Regions from separate parts of the Homo sapiens genome. Here region 1 is linked to region 2. Evidence: read pairs that join two places in POLR2A ChIA-PET (ENCODE). Cell type or tissue: Panc1. All regions are shown on one strand.

Evidence for each region. Peaks named below come from ENCODE experiments on the same cell type or tissue, not always from the same donor. Only the 100,000 strongest peaks of a DNase experiment are listed, where the experiment ranks them.
Region 1: POLR2A ChIA-PET joins it to region 2 with 10 read pairs; 3 of 35 experiments call an interaction of 5 or more read pairs at or near these places.

Annotation. Positions count from the first base shown.
Region 1 is chr14:69,113,869-69,121,868 of GRCh38, forward strand. It overlaps DCAF5 (DDB1 and CUL4 associated factor 5), which reads right to left. Exons shown (of 9, transcript NM_003861.3): 3 at 5,326-5,362; 4 at 4,271-4,410; 5 at 2,498-2,627. Among named protein-coding and RNA genes, the nearest start is that of DCAF5, 35 kb to the right of the region's middle. In Panc1, no CTCF peak of the experiment used is centred here; no DNase peak of the experiment used is centred here.
Region 2 is chr14:68,840,490-68,848,489 of GRCh38, forward strand. No RefSeq gene overlaps it. Among named protein-coding and RNA genes, the nearest start is that of ZFP36L1, 51 kb to the left of the region's middle. RefSeq lists an enhancer at 3,111-3,623. In Panc1, CTCF peaks have their summits at 3,646 (motif pointing left) and 3,862; a DNase peak (open chromatin) is centred at 3,631; H3K4me3 peaks cover 234 bases; H3K27ac peaks cover 276 bases.

The DNA.
Region 1 (8,000 bases), 270 kb after region 2:
TGCAAAAACATCCTAGTCCCCATGGCACTATGCTCCTTCTTTTATTCCAAAAAGAAATTAGTCATGATTGTCAATTAGCCCTACTGGGCAACTTTTCTCCTATATGGGCTCTGAAAACCGTAGGTTATCAAAGAAACTATAAAACCTTACCCATAATTGAAGAAGAACTCAAAACAAGATATCATTTTTCCCCCATAATACTAGCAATAGTTCAAGTGTTGGTGAAGGTCTGGAGACACATGCAATCTTATACACAGTTGGCAGATTTGTAAGTTAGTACAGCCTTTGGTGGTGGGGCTACAATTTGACAGTTTCTATCAAAAGTTTAAAAACATGCATCCTTTGATGTAGCAAAGTCCGTACAGATATTTTTGCAAAAGTAGGCCTGGTTATAAAGATAGATTTATAACCAGGTTAAATGTAACATTGTTTATAATGACCAAAAACTGGAAACAAGAAGCCCTGGTTGTTGGGTACATCATATAAATTGAATGCCATATAGTCATTAAAAGAAGGGGCTAGATCTGTTAGTGTTGGTATGAAAAAAGGCTCCAAAACATATTGTTAATTTAAAAAAGAAATCGAGAACAGTGAGTATTACTACGTGCTTCCTTCTGTCTCAATTTTTTTAAAGGATGCATATGCATAGTCGTATATACATTACATTAAGTTCTGGAAAGATAAGAAACTGTTCACTGTAGTTACCTCTGGAGTGACTACAGACACTAGAAAGAAGCAGAACTGTACTGATAGACAAACATTTTAAAAACATACAAGTAACAGAGATAATCTGGAGATGGAACTTGTTTTTTTGTTTTTATTTTTTTCTGCATAAAACCCCCAAACCAATAAATGTCACTGTAAAAATACAATAATCATCATCACTTTCAATTCTTTTAACAAGAAAGAAACTATATTTATTAGTGAGGAGACAAGTGGAAAGTGGGGGAGGGCCCATATAATGCACGGTAAGAAACTGGTGGAAGAGAATGGGAGAGAATTGGGAGAATTAAAATATCCACACTCCCCTCCTCTCTCAAGACACTGCAGACACCATGAATTGCTCAAGCTTTCCACTGGAGATAAACAGCTCAGTGCCCCACTCCAGTTGCCAGCTATTCATTGCAATTATAAGTAGGAGAGATAGTAGGTTGAGAGAAGGCTGGTGCAGTTTGTCCAAATCCTGCCTTTTGTAATACGGATGAGGCAGAACAGTTGTTCCTAAAGAGCCTGAAGTAGCAGAGAACACTGCAGATGAACACAGTTGTCTTCTTGGCAGACAGCAAGCCTCCTAAAGTTCATAGTGCAAAGGCACATCAGGGGTCCTGCCACTACACACATTTCAATAGACTGTAAAAGCAAGAGCCAGGTGCCTACGCAACAGAAGGGGCAGGAGAAATCTCTGCTGCCCTGAGGAAGCTTAGGGAGCCTTGCTCAATGACAGGGACACACCTCTGGGCTACACCGATCTGCTACAATAGTTCCAACCATCTCTTACTGCCCCATGGAGAGAATCACCTAGGAGTAAAAATCATCAAGGAAGATAATCTTCTGTACTTAACTACTCCTTTCATCTGAGGCCCGTGAAATAAATTATAACATCACTTAGTTTCCATGATATTCTTCTGCAACACTGCTTTATGAAGTGGGAAATTACATCTATGCAGAATTTCCAGAGGAGCTAGCTAGCAATACACGGAAGTTTTTTAATACAGCATGGCCAACTTTATGTACAGGTGCCATAAAAAGTAGTCCCTCCCCCATGGGACTTAAGGAACATAAAAGAGCCTGCTACTCACCCCCATTCCCACATCCTTTAATGATGCCTGAGATTCCCCCATTAGTGATTCATGCCATCATTCAGGTTTGTCTTAAGTATGCTCTTTTCATAGTGCCATGTGGAGAAACACATGAGGTCCTGAACACCACAGTGCAATGGCTCTTAACCTTTTGTTGTTGTCACTATAAAGGTCATTAGTCCTTTTGATAAACAGAAAATGCACTTATTTGAATATACAATATATAATTTTCATATAATTTTGGCAGTTCAGTATTTTTTAAGCCCTCTTAGGGATCCCCTCCAACCTAGGCTTAAGAATCCCTGACTCAGCAGCAACAAGTTTGGCAAATCTCCACCTCCACCTCCTCCCCTCCACCCACCCCACACCAAGAGCTCCTATGCATCTGGGGAACCCTGGGTCTGAAGAGAGAAGGCAATACTAAAGGGATGCTCTGACTACTTCAGATAATTGCCTAAAACTCACCCTGTCTACAGTCCAGATTACTGTTTATGATTCCTCCTCAGCAAGGAGTACGGATTTGTCGCTGTCTATTCCTTGGAAACAAGCTCTCCTGGCTTGAGAGACACTATATATCTTAAGAAATGCCCAGCAGAGATAACTGCCAAAGAGGTCCTTACAACACTTACTGGCTGGTCACATTACCTGAGAAATGAGGCAGAGGAAAGTTTTAACACCTATGAATAAAGGGGGCTCACCTCTGAGGTTTTCGAATGTCCCAGAGTCCCACTCCTTCCTTTGAATTGGCTGTGGCCAACAACCTGGGCTCCACAGGGTTAAACATGACACTATGAAAGGCTGATGGATAGTTTGCCAGGCAGAAGGGCTCTGTGGAAAGAAAAATTATAATCAGTTCACTCCAGGTACCTGTGGGCCACTGGCAGGCAGATAATCAGGAATGTGAATACAGGTCGGAGCACTCTTTAATAACCACTCCAACGGCCTGGAGCCCCAAAACAGCACATAATCCCACCAGTCACCTCTACTTACAAGGTCCCCATGAGTCCTATACATAGCAAGGTAAACACATTTAACCACATTTTAAGCTATAACACCCAGAAATATATATAGCAGCTATCAGATCTTGACACAAAACAGAAACGGCCACTAAAAATGGGAAAATAAGCCATTTTACAGTAAGTAAAACTGAATTCCACATGAGCTGAAAAAATTCACAACCAAGTATGGTAGGGTTATTATGCTTTTAATCCAATTGTATTAGTTTTAGAAAAGTTTTTAAACCATGCACAGATTTGATGAAGATTAAAAAAAACAATGACAAAATTAAGACGTGGTGAAACACAATGGTGTGGTTTTTCTCTTCTGGTTCACAATGCTCCCTAACATCTAGCCAGTCTGTAATCAACTTCACCTAGAAACCCTGCAACATTTTACAAAAATTAGCAGGTTCCAAGTGAGGAAGAAATCACTTAGTTACCTAGCAGGATATACTCCTATGGGACCTGTTAGAGTAATACAAAGAAAGCACTTCTCAGTCTATGACCTCCATATGCAGTATTTCACAGGTCTCTGAGCAGGTAAAGCACTCAGTCATCTCTGCCATCAGGCAGTTCAGACGAAGGAGAATTTCACTTACCAAGCCCACAGTGACTCGACCACAGCTGCTACTTCGTGCTACCTTACCTGCCTAACCCTAAAAACAAGCTTCTCTTATAGCCTGAACCTAAATAATGAGCACAGCCCAGAATGTAAAATGTTTAGAACATAGAAAAGTTAAAAGACCCAGATCCTGCCAGACAGAGCAGGCAGGATAGTAAATTTAGGTACACAGCTGTGATCATTACAATCTGCACTAAAGGCCACGGTGGGTATGGCAGTGGCACTAAGGCTGGTACTAGAGGAAGGGGCCTTTTGAAGACAGGTAGAATTACAGAAATCTCTCTGTAGGAAATGAGCTGAGAAGATGCATTTCCTGAAGAACTTCAGAGAAAGTCAACAAAGCAACTTCTTCATTTCACACATCAGAGAGTCAAAGGGCACATTCAGAGGAGGCACTCACACGACAATCCCCTTTAAACAGAGTTTATTTGCCATCATTTTAAGATCCTATACACAGGTAATTTGAGATTCGGTGGTTCTTTCAACAAAATAACAAGCCTGAAACTAGGATGCAGGAAAGTGCATAACGCCCCCATTCTCTGTAAATAATCAAGAATAGTTACATGTCAGCACCACAACTTCTGCTCCTTGGGGCACTAAACACCAAAGTACAAGGGTTTGTGGAGAGTCACAGGAGGGTGGAGAAGGACTGGCAAAGGTGCCTCACTCCTGAGTATTTAGGTGGAGGATAAGGCCTCCAAAGACCTCTTATGCCCCCATGTGAGTGTTTCACATTTCCTTTCCCTTGACATCACTTGCACATAGATACTGAGGTAATAAATTGGATCTTCAATGAATCTGACATCAAACTGTTCAACACAGTCCAACAGTCATTTGCACAGTGAGCCTACCTCCATGGGGGGATTCCCGAATGTCCCAAATGAGAACCCGGCCATCATCTGAGGAACTGGCAAAAATGTTGTCATTCACTGGGCTCACAGACAAGCCATATACTGCATCTTCATGAGCAAACACGTCCAATGTCTCACTGCTGGGAGATAAGAGAGCAAGACAGAGGCACACACATACACACAAGCATAGTGCAGAGTCCCAGCACTTTGGTACCGAGGGTGCCATCTTTTCCATTTCTAGAAGAAAGTCAACCTAGCTAAACCCAAAAAATATTATATTTCCTGAAAGGTAGGTAGTCAACTTTCAGGTTAAAAAAAAGGTACTATTAAGGAGTCTTTTTAGAGATTTTATAATTTTTGTGCTAAATAAGCATATTTAAAAGTGACTCAATAGCTGAGTTTTGTATTTTCATTTATTACAGAATGCATCTGCTTGTGTACAGATTTGGGGGTCATACTTGATTTTCAAAAAGCAAGGGAAAGCTTTAAAGCAGCCAAGTCTGATGCCTACAGGATGGGAGAGGGGTCTCCTAGCAATCTGGCATGGTGATGAAGAGCATGGCTCTGAGGCCAGATAGCCTAAGTTCAGGTTTTAGTACCACCTGACCTTCTGTTATCTAACATGTCTGTGACTCCGTTTCCTGATCTAGAACGGAGATGACAATAGTATCTCCTCAGAAAATGAGTGTGAGGATTAAATGAATGAATATGTACAAAGCATTTACAATGGTGTCTGGCACATAGTAAGAACTCAATCAATATTAGCTATTACTGTTCTTAAATATTATGGTTCCTTCTCTTCTAAACTCTTGTTTTAAATTTTCACCTAAAAAGTACACTCTCATACCAACTTTCAAAACTTTCAAATCCCTTTTTCCTTTTTAAATCAAAACTTTATTTATTTCAAACTATTGTAGGAATTTTTTTAGAAAAGAACAGCTGGTTTCATGTTGTTTTTTTCAAAAAACAAAAACTATTTTAGTCTAAAGAGATATTTGCCTCTTCATATATGAAAAACAAAGTCAATCACCTTCACACACCACCAATCTATTTACCTTTCAACATCATGGAGGATAACTTGCTCATCATTGCCTGCAAAAGAAAAAAGCAGACATCTGATCATTCGTGCAAGGTGGTCCCTGTCCACATTACAATTTAGTATTTTTAAGTTTTCAGGGAAAAAATATGAACAAAGCCAATGCTAATACAAATTAGAAGTGTTAACTGGAAAAAAGATTTATAGAAATAATTTAAGAAGGATAGGACATTCTTACAGAGAATTTTTAAAAAATAATGGCATCCAAGTATAACACAGTAACAGTTCCCAATGTGTATTATCCAGTGGATGATGTAAAAAAAAAAAACAACTGTGGCTACAACCTGGGCAACATAGTTAGACTCCATCTCTATGAAAATAAAAATAAAAAAATTAGCCAACTGGTGGCACACCCTTGAAGTCCCAGCTACTAAGGAGGCTGAGGTGGAAGAATCGCTTGAGGTCAGGAGTTCAAGGCTGCAGTGAGCTACGATCGCACTCCAGCCTGGGCAACAGAGAGAGACTGTCTCAAAAAAAAAAAAAAAGTAGGGGGGAAACAACACAAAACAAAACTGTGGCCATCAAGAAAAACACTAAATGATCATTGACAAATCAATTCACTAGCTTTATTTTTTTTCTTTTTCAGCAGAACACTCACTAATCATGAGACCTGCAATAAAATCTTTAGCATTTCTATGACCTAACTTTTTAACCTACAGAATAGGGATAATAACATCATAGAGTAACTGTAAGCATAAGAGTACATCTGTAAAAGCATTCAGAATAGGGCTGATCACTTAATAAGCCCCCAATAAATGTTTGTTAATATTTCTATCCTCATGGTCTTTTAAAAATGTTTCTTTCTTTCTTTCTTTTGAGACAGGATCTTGCTCTGTTTGTCTTTTAAAAATTTTTCTTCTTTCTTTCGAGACAGGATCCTGCTCTGTTGTCCAGGCTGGAGTGCAGTGGTGCAATCATGGTTCACTACAGTCTTGACCTCCTGTGCTCAAGCAATCTTCCCACCTCTGCCTCTCTAGTAGCTGGAACTACAGGCATGTGTCACTATGCCTGGCTAATTAAAAAAAAAATTTTTTTTGTAGAGATCTAACATGTTGGGGTCTAACTATGTTGCCCAGGCTGGTCTCAAACTCCTGGGCTCAAGCAATCCTCCTGCCTTGGCCTCTCAAAGTGTTGGGATTATTACAAGTGTGAGCCACCATGCCCAGCCTCATCATCTTTTATAGCATGAAAATTTGATGACTGTGATTCCAAATGATGTGAAAGTTTTAATCTTGTATTTCTCCTTATTCTATCAAAGGATATAAATTATATTCATGATATGTGTAGTCCTGCCTTCAAATGGTTTGTATAGCAAAAAAATTAAAACCTGAATATAAGAAGACAAAACATGAAAAAAGTCCCACTCTATGCTAAAATGCACAACCAACAGTCACTTAAATAGAAAGCAAAAGTAGCAGTAAAGATATGGCCCAGGGCATCTTAAACAAAGGCCTGGCTGTAAATTCTACTGTAGGTACAAACCAATGAAATCAGTAAACCCATACTAATGCCTTCTAGGTATCAGGTACAGTGCTAGGTCTTGGGTATATAAAAAGAATAAGATTCTACTCTGTCCTTGAGAACTCCAATTGGACTTGAGAACAGTCCAACTGGACAAACAACTAACAGCAACAAGAGGGTTTGCCTTGCAGCAATATGATCTAGCTATGGGGTCAATTATTTCCTTCATAAGCAGGGTGAAAGTACATGGAGAAGGAGACCTTTGAAGAGAAACTCAAATAACTCAAAACTCTTACCAATGAAAGGCTTAGGGGAATTGGTGGGGACTGGACAATTAAGGTGGAAGAACACCATGAACAAAAGGCACAAGGGCAAAATAGTACCATGCAGTGCATTCTTAAAATGACAAATAGTTTGGTGGGCTACAGTGTATAACTCAGGGAAGGGAGGTCAGGCCAGACAGATAGATTGGGATTTAGACTTCATTCTTCAGGCACTGTAGGCTCAATGGTTCACATGGTCCAGTCTTTATTTTTAAAAGTAAACTTGTGTATGCAATGAATTCAAAGGAGAATTAGAGAGTGGTAACAGAAATCACAGAAGGCCATTGCAAAAATCCAGGCCAAACTAACGGATGAGTATGAGAGGCTTTCAAGATAGACCTGACAGGACTTGGTGACAGACTAGATGTGTAAATGTAAGAAAGGCAGGTTTGAGGATGACTCCAAGATCATAGGTAGAATGAACCATGTGAAACTGCTACTTTTTAAAGTTGAAAATGGTTAATTGTCAGCAATTTCTTAAAGTTAAACCTAATAGCTTATATAATTGGGTGAATGGTTGTAACTGAGAAAGAAAATCCAGCAGACAAGAAGAAATTTTCACTCAGGGGAGGACTAATGATCTTGGTTTTAGATCTATTGTATTTAAGTTGCTTTTGGAACACAGGTAGATATCCAGTGGGAAAATCTGCAGCTCAGAAAAGAGGTCAGAACTAGAAATGTGGGGTCAGAAGGAGTATGGTTGATGGAAGCCATCACCAAGAGGTTGGTGTGAGCACCAGCCATTCCAATTGTACCCTAACACAACACTTTTCAAACAGGAGCCATCTGTGGGTCAGGACATTCATCTGCGTTATGGCCAGCATAATCTTTAAAAATGAAATCGAATAGA
Region 2 (8,000 bases):
CATGAATGAGCCTTGAGGACATTTTGCTACCTGAAATAGGCCAGTCACAGAAGGACAAATAATGCGTGAGTCTGTGAAGTACCTAGAGTAGTCAAAACCATGGAAACAGAAAGTAGAATGTTGGTTTCCAGGGCCAGGACATGGAGGTATGGGGAATTATTGGTTAGTGAGTATAGAGTTTCAGTTTTACAAGATAAAAAGTGTTCTAGAGACAGATGGTGGTGATTGGTTGCACAACATTATGAATGCACTTAATACCACTAAACTGTGCACTTAAAAAATGATGAAGATGAGGCGGGCATGGTGGCCTCATCTTAACCTGTGATCCCAACAGTCTGAGAGGCTGAGGCAAGAGGATCAGTTGAGCTGGGAGTTCAAGACCAGCCTGGGCAACATAGGGAGACCCTGCCTCTACAAAAATAAAAATAAAGATAATTAGCCAGGTGTGGTGGTGCATACCTGTGTCCCAGCTGCTCAGCTACTTGGGAGGCTGGGCAGGAGGACTGCTTGAGCCCTAGAGGTCAAGGCTGCAGTGAGCCATGATCGTACCACTGCACTCCAGCCTGGGCAACAGAGTGTGATCCTGTTTCAAAAAAAAAAAAAAAGAAAAAAAAGAAAATGGTTAAGTTGGTACGTTTTATGTTATGTGTATATTACTGCAATTTTTTAAATGGAAAAAATAAGATCATCAGCATCATTAGTCATCAGGGAAATAAAACCACAATGAAATATCCTGTACACCCACAGGAATGGCTAAAATTAAAATACCTGACAAAACTGGAACTTTCACACATTGTTGGTGTTACAGACTGATTGTTTGTGTCCCTCCAAAATTCTTATCTTGAAACCTCCCGTGTGACAGTATTTGGTGATAGGACCATTAAAGTTAAGATTAAGGTTAAATAAAGTAATAAAGGCTGGGCCCTGATTCAATAGGATTAATGTCCTTATAAGAAAAGACACTAAAGAGCACCCTCTCTCTCTCTCTCTTTCTCTCTCTGTCTCCACTCACACACTTAAAAAAAAGGTCATGTAAGCACACGGCAAGATGGCAGGGGCCTTCTTGGCTAGAAGAAAGCCCTCACTCTGGCACCCTGACCTCGGGCTTCCTGCCTCCAGAACTGTGAGAAAATAAATGTCTGTTGTTTAAGCCATTCTGCCTATGGTATTTTGTTATGGCAGCTTGAGCTGATTAATACAGTTGGTAAAAGCATAAAACGGTACAGCCACTCTGGAATAGGGCTAGTGGTTTCTTATAAAACTAAACATAACCTACCCTATGACCTAGCACTCCCACTTCTAGGTATTTATCCAAGAGAAATATAAATGTATGTTCACAAAAAGACATACAGAAATTTTCCTAGCAGCCTAATTACAATAACCAAAAATCAGAAACAGCATAGTGGATAAACAAACTGTGACATACCTATACAACGGAAGAGCACACAGCAATAAAAAGGGACAGATGACTGATACAGTGACACAGATGTGTCTAAAAACATTATGCTGCATAAATGAAGGGTTACACAGCAGTACCTATCATACAGTTCCATGGGTACGGAATTCTAAAACTGGCAAAGTAATTTATATTGCAGAAAATAAGTCAAAACAACTGCTGCCTCTAGGGACTGGAGCAGGGATCGATTAGGAAGAGGTATGAGGGAACTTTCTGGGTGGCTGGTCAGGTTTTATGTCTTGACTGGAGTCCAAGTTTACATTGGTAGATGCACTTGTTAAAACTTAGAGGTACAGTTCATGTATATATTTCATTGTATATAGGTTTTACCTCAAAGGGAAAAATTATAACAAATATTGAATCCTGGGCAGTAACTTGCACGTGGAACTATTTCAGGGACATGTACTGATTGGTCCCCATCCCTCTGTAGCCTTCTCTCTGCTGCTCCCACTGTGGCACCAGCATCGTTCACTCCCATGAGTTATGGCTGATAGCTGTGCTTCTCAAACTCCCCCAAGCAAACAAATCACCTGAACAGCTTGAAAAGTTGCAGATTCTGGGTGAGTAGACCTGGGCTGGGGTCCAAGATTCTGCACTTCTAACAAGCACCCAGGAGCAGCTGCTGCTGGTGAGTCTTTGGACCACACTTTGAGTAGTGAGGACTTAGAATCTCACCCTCCTACCTCTTCACCTTTGTTCCCACGAGTTCTTTCTTTTCCAGCTTGAATTGCTTTTCCCATCCCGCGCATTTGTCTTGGCTGTGCCTATCCATATCCCACCTTTTCTAATCCCTCCTTTTCCAGCAGATGACAACTGATATTAATGATCATGATGAATGACAACAACAACAATCACTTGTGAGACCTTACTAGCTGCCAGGGACTATGCTGCATGCTTCAAAAGGATTATTGTGTTTAATCCTCTTAACAGCCCTATGAGGTCAATACTAATATTGCTCCCAGTTTACAGATGAAGAAACTGAGGTATAGGGAGGTTAAGTATTTGCCCAAGGTCATATAGGCTCAGCCATCTGGATGCTTCCCTTGGCTCCAGTTGCTGACAACCTTATGGTAACAGTCTTTGTGTGTGTGTGTGTGTGTGTGTGTGTGTGTGTGTGTGTGCACTTGTACACTGGCACATTTTCACTTTCCACCAAGATTACACTGTCCCTGAGGGTAGAGACAAAATAATTCTCTTTCTCTCTTCCCTTTGTCTTTATCTCCCTGCCTCTTTCTCTCTATCTCTCTCCCTCTCTTCCCAACTACAGCCTTTGCCAAAGCAAGGCCTCTTCTTCAAAATAGGACACACCCCTCCCAGCCTCATCTGTGACCAGGGCACAGGGTGCCACTCTCCCCTCCCACAGGCTCAGGCTGGGCATCCCCCAGCTCGAAGCTCCCTGCTCTTGCCCTGTGACCCCCAGTAGCCACTCTCTTCCCTTGCCCTGGTTCAGCTGATCCCTATTCCCCGATGGCTCCTTCCAGTCTAGTCTCCCCATCCCAGGGAGTCTGGAGTCTGGGCAGTGGCCTGGACCCCTTGAGAAAGTTGCCCTACTCCCTCCCCAAACACACCTCAACAACCCCCTTAGATCCTGGTCACTGCTATTTCCTGCCCACCCCCCTCCGCCCCCCGTCCTGCAGGCTCTGTGAGGGCAGGGACCAGGCCTGTCTTGTCACAGCTGTGTCACCAGTGCCTGGCATTTAGTCACAGTAGGTGGGTGAAGGAGGGGCTCTCCCAGCCTGGCCTGGGCTGGGCAGAGCATCTTCAGCCCACCCAAGTAATCTTGCACCCATTCGGTCTCTGTTACCCTCCCGCCTAAGCCCAGAAGCCCACAGGCCCGGGACTTGCTGTCCTCAGACCTAGGATACTTCCCACTCCAAGCCCCAAATCCTACCCTGCCGTTCCCAGCCCTTCTCCAGCACCCCTCCCTCTTCACAAAGGCTGCTTGGCGGTTTCTCTCCGCCCTCCCCAAGACTGCTCTTGGGAGGGTATGTTGCTTTCCCAGACAAGCTCAGCGATGCAATTTCTCCTCCTAAGAGGTTAGGCTAATTGCTCTTCCCAGAAGAAAATCCTCAGAGGTTTTCCTTGTGGTGGACTGGAAGGTTTGAAAATTATATGTTCAGGGCAACATCGGGTTACTATATTAAATCCAGTTTCACGGATCGCGGCCACGGGGAGCACAAGCGCCACCTGCTGGCCCACAGCGAGATTCCAAGAGAGGACGAGACCTGAGCACAACCAGCTCAAGACGCACAGTCCCCGGTCACCGTCAATCAAGTGTCCGGTCCTCCATTTCGCTTTGGTTTTTCTCATTGTTGGAGTTTTTTTTTTTATTGATACATCATAGTTATACATATTTTGGGGGTGTCTGTGATTTTTTAAATTTAATTTATTTCTTATTCTGTTTCTTCCCCCCACCCCTCTTCTTTTGGGACAGGATCCCCATCTGTGGCCCAAGCTGGTCTCAAACTCCCGGCCTCAAGCTATTCTCCCACCTCAGCCTCCCAAAGTACTGGGGTCACAGGCGTGATCCCCACGCCCAGCCTCAGGTGATATTTTTATTACATGTGTACAACATGTAAAGAGAAAATCAGACACCCATCACCCCAAACATTTATATCTACTTTGTGTCAGAAACATTATAAGTCTTCTAGCTATTTTGAAATATACAATACATTATTGTTAACTATAATTCCCCTGCAGTAGTATCAACTACTAGATCTTATTCCCTCTGTCTAGCTGTATGTTTGTACCCATTAGCCAACCTCTCTTCATCTTCCCCAGCCCCCTTCCCAGCCTCTGTTAACTATCATTCAACCCTCTAGCTCCATGAGATCCACTTTTGTTTTTAGCTTCCACATGACTGAAAATATGTGGCATTTGTCTTTCTGTGCCTGGCTTATTTCACATAACATGATGACCTCCATTCCACCCATGTTGCTGCAAATGACAGGATTTTATCATTTTTTATAGCTAAATAATATTCCATTGTGTATATACGTCACATTTTCTTTCTTTATTCATCCATTGATGGACACTTATGTTGATCTGTATCTTGGCCATCAGGAATAGTGCTGCAGTAAACAGGAGGGCAAATATCTCTTCAATATACTTATTCCCTTTCTTTTGGATATACGTGTGTGTGTGTGTGTGTGTGTGTGTGTGTGTGTGTGTATCCAGCAGGTTTTTCTCATTTTAAAAACTCCATAGAAATAGTGATGTCTAATGTACTAACTCTTACATATGTAAATTGTGTGGTTTCCAGGGATACAGAGACTTAACAAATAGCAGACATGGCTGGGCGCAGTGGTTTACGCCTGTAATCCCAGAACTTTAGGAAGCCGAGGCAGGTGGATCTACCTGAGATCAGGAGTTCGACACCAGCCTGGCCAACATGGTGAAACCCTGTCTCTACTAAAAATACAAAAATTACCTGGGCGTGGTGGCAGGCACCTGTAATCTCAGCAATTCAGGAGGCTGAGGCAGGAGAATCGCTTGAACCCAGGAGGCGGAGGTTGCAGTGAGCCGAGATCACGCCATTGCACTCCAGCCTGTGTGGCAAGGGCAAAACTCCGTCTAAAAAAAAAAAAAGACATATACTTTATAAACATTAGGAAAAAAATTTGTGTTTGTATACACACACATACATACATACAAATGCACAAAGATACCTCTACCACTTCTTCTCTTCTTATCATTATTATTCTTTTTTTTTTTTCTTTTAAGACAGTGTCAGGCCAGGCGCCGTGGCTCATGCCTGTAATCCCAGCACTTTGGGAGACCAAGGCGGGTGGATCACGAGATCAGGAGATCGAAACCATGGTGAAACCCTGTCTCTACTAAAAATACAAAAAAATTAGCCAGGCGCAGTGGCGGGCGCCTGTAGTCCCAGCTACTCGGGAGGCTGAGGCAGGAGAATGGTGTGAACCCAGGAGGTAGAGCTTGCAGTGAGCCCAGATCGCGCCACTGCACTCCAGCCTGGGTGACAGAGCGAGACTCCATCTCAAAAAAAAAAAAGACAGTGTCTTATTCTGTCACCCAGGCTGGAATGCAGTGGTACAATCTTGGTTCACTGGTGCCTTCACCTCCTTGGCTCAAGGAATTCTCCTGCCTCAGCCTCTTGAGTAGCTGGAACTACAGGTGTGTGCCATGACATCTGGCTAAGTTTTTAAAAAAATTTTTTTAGGGATGGGGGTCTCACTATGTCACCCAGGCTGGTCTTGAACTCTTGACCTCAAGCAGTCCTCCCACCTTAGCCTCCCAAAGTGGTGGTATTACAGGCATGAGCCACCATGCCTGGCCTCTCTGTCACTTCTTACATCAAATTTGGTTATGCAGTTTTTATCCTATTAGATTGTTTTAAAGTCCTAGTTGAACAAATGGTTTTTTTCAAACACTAATGTAGGAATGTTAATTAGAAGTAATTTTAAGTCTTTTAAATTATAAAAGCACATATTCATTAATGCAGCAATTCCTTCACTGGTAACGAACCCTACAGATACATTCATGTTCATGGGTGTAAAGATGTATGTACAGGGATTCCTCTGAAGCCCAGTTAATAGTAGCAAAAAAACTGGGACTCACCAGTAGGGCACTAGTTAGATAAAGGATGGTGCATCCATGTGATGGAAAACCAGCAAACCACTGAAAACGATGACAGAGATCCATACTCACTTATGCGGAACCATCTCCAAGAGGCAGTGTTGAGTGAGAAAGCACCATGGGAGTGTCTGGACTGTGGTGATGGTTGCACAACTGTATAAATTAACCTTGAAAATCACTGAACTGAATTGGGTATGGCAACTCACATCTGTAATCTCAGCACTTTGGGAGGCTGAGGCAGGCAGACTGCTTGAGCCCAGGAGTTCGAGACCAGCCTGGGAAACATAGTGAAACCCCATCTCTACAAAAATTACAAAAGTAGCCAGGCGTGGTGGTGCATGGCTGTAGTCCCAGGTACTAGGGAGGCTGAGGTGGGAGGATTGCTTGAACCCGGGAGGTCGAGGCTGCAGTGAGCTGAGGTCGTGCCACCGCATTTGAGCCTGGGCAACAGAGTTGAGACCTCATCTCACACACAAATCACTGAACTATACTCTTTAAATGAGGGGATTTTATAGTATGTGAATTATACATTAATAAAACGTTTTTAAAAGATCATAAAAAAGTATGTAACTTATTCTCTTCTATAAAACTAAATTAAAAATACACACATAGGTTGGTATATGCATGGTAACATTCTGGTGATTATTTCTTGGGGAGGGGAAAGGTTTATTACATACACTGTACAATATATATTTTTTTTACCGTAGCAGGTACACTTGTTCAATAATTTTTAATAGTTGCATTTATCCTTTCATAGAATATCCATTACAATAGTTTCCACAGCAGTAATTGACCAGGGATTTAAGTAGAATAAGAAATGCCTTTAATATTTTAACAACTTGAAGAAACGAGGAATTTTTTCTTCACCAAAAGGCATAGGTTTTACACACAAGGAACTTATGTCTTTATAAATCTAATTTAAAGAAAACATTTCTTCCATGATGATAAGACCTAGAATAGACACACAAATGGTGGAGTTTTTTACTGCTGATAAAAATAATAACTGTTTGTTATAGAAATTTTAAAAGAGAAAAATATAAAAAGAAGAAAACAACAATCACCTATACCCCACCCGATTACAGCAACTGCAGACATGTTGGTGTATTTTCGGCCAGTTACTATGTGTACACAATTTTCTGTTTTACAATGTTATGAACCCACTACAAATGATTATGTATTTTCTTTTTTTTCCATCAATTCCCATATCATGCAAATTTTCCCATGTTCTTAAAATGTTATTCAAGAACATGATAGTACATCCTATGGTCATTTTACTTACTTATTTATTTATTTATTTATTTATTTATTTATTTATTTATTTTTTGAGACAGAGTCTTACTCTGTCACCCAGGCTAGAGTGCAACAGCGCAATCTTGGCTCACTGCAACCTCCGTCTCCCGGGTTCAAGCTATTCTCCTGCCTCAGCCTCCTGAGTAGCTGGGATTACAGGCACCTGCCACCACACCTGGCTAATTTTTGTATTTTTAGTAAAGACGGAGTTTCGCCACATTGGCCAGGCTAGTCTCGAACTCCTGACCTCAGGTGATCTGCCCACCTCGGCCTCCCAAACTGCTGGGATTACAGGCGTGAGCCACCGCGCCCGGCCTGTAGTCACATTTATTGAATGCACTACCTGCTAAGCACAAAGCACTCTACTAGGCACTTTATATATATTATTTCACTTATTTTTCACAATGAGACAGGTATTATCTCCATTTTACCTATAGGAAGCTGAGGCTAGGACCCTTGCTCATCGACTGTCTCCCAGAGAGTTAGTGCCAAAGCAGGAGCTGAAAATCAGGTCTGTCTGATTCCAAAACCCACACTCTTCCATTAACAAGGAGAAAAGAAGGGCTGTGGTACATTTGCCAAAGAAAACCACTTTTCTAGTTGTCCAAGTGCCAAGGGCCACAGTCCACAGTCAGGGTTTCAGAATAAACTGAGA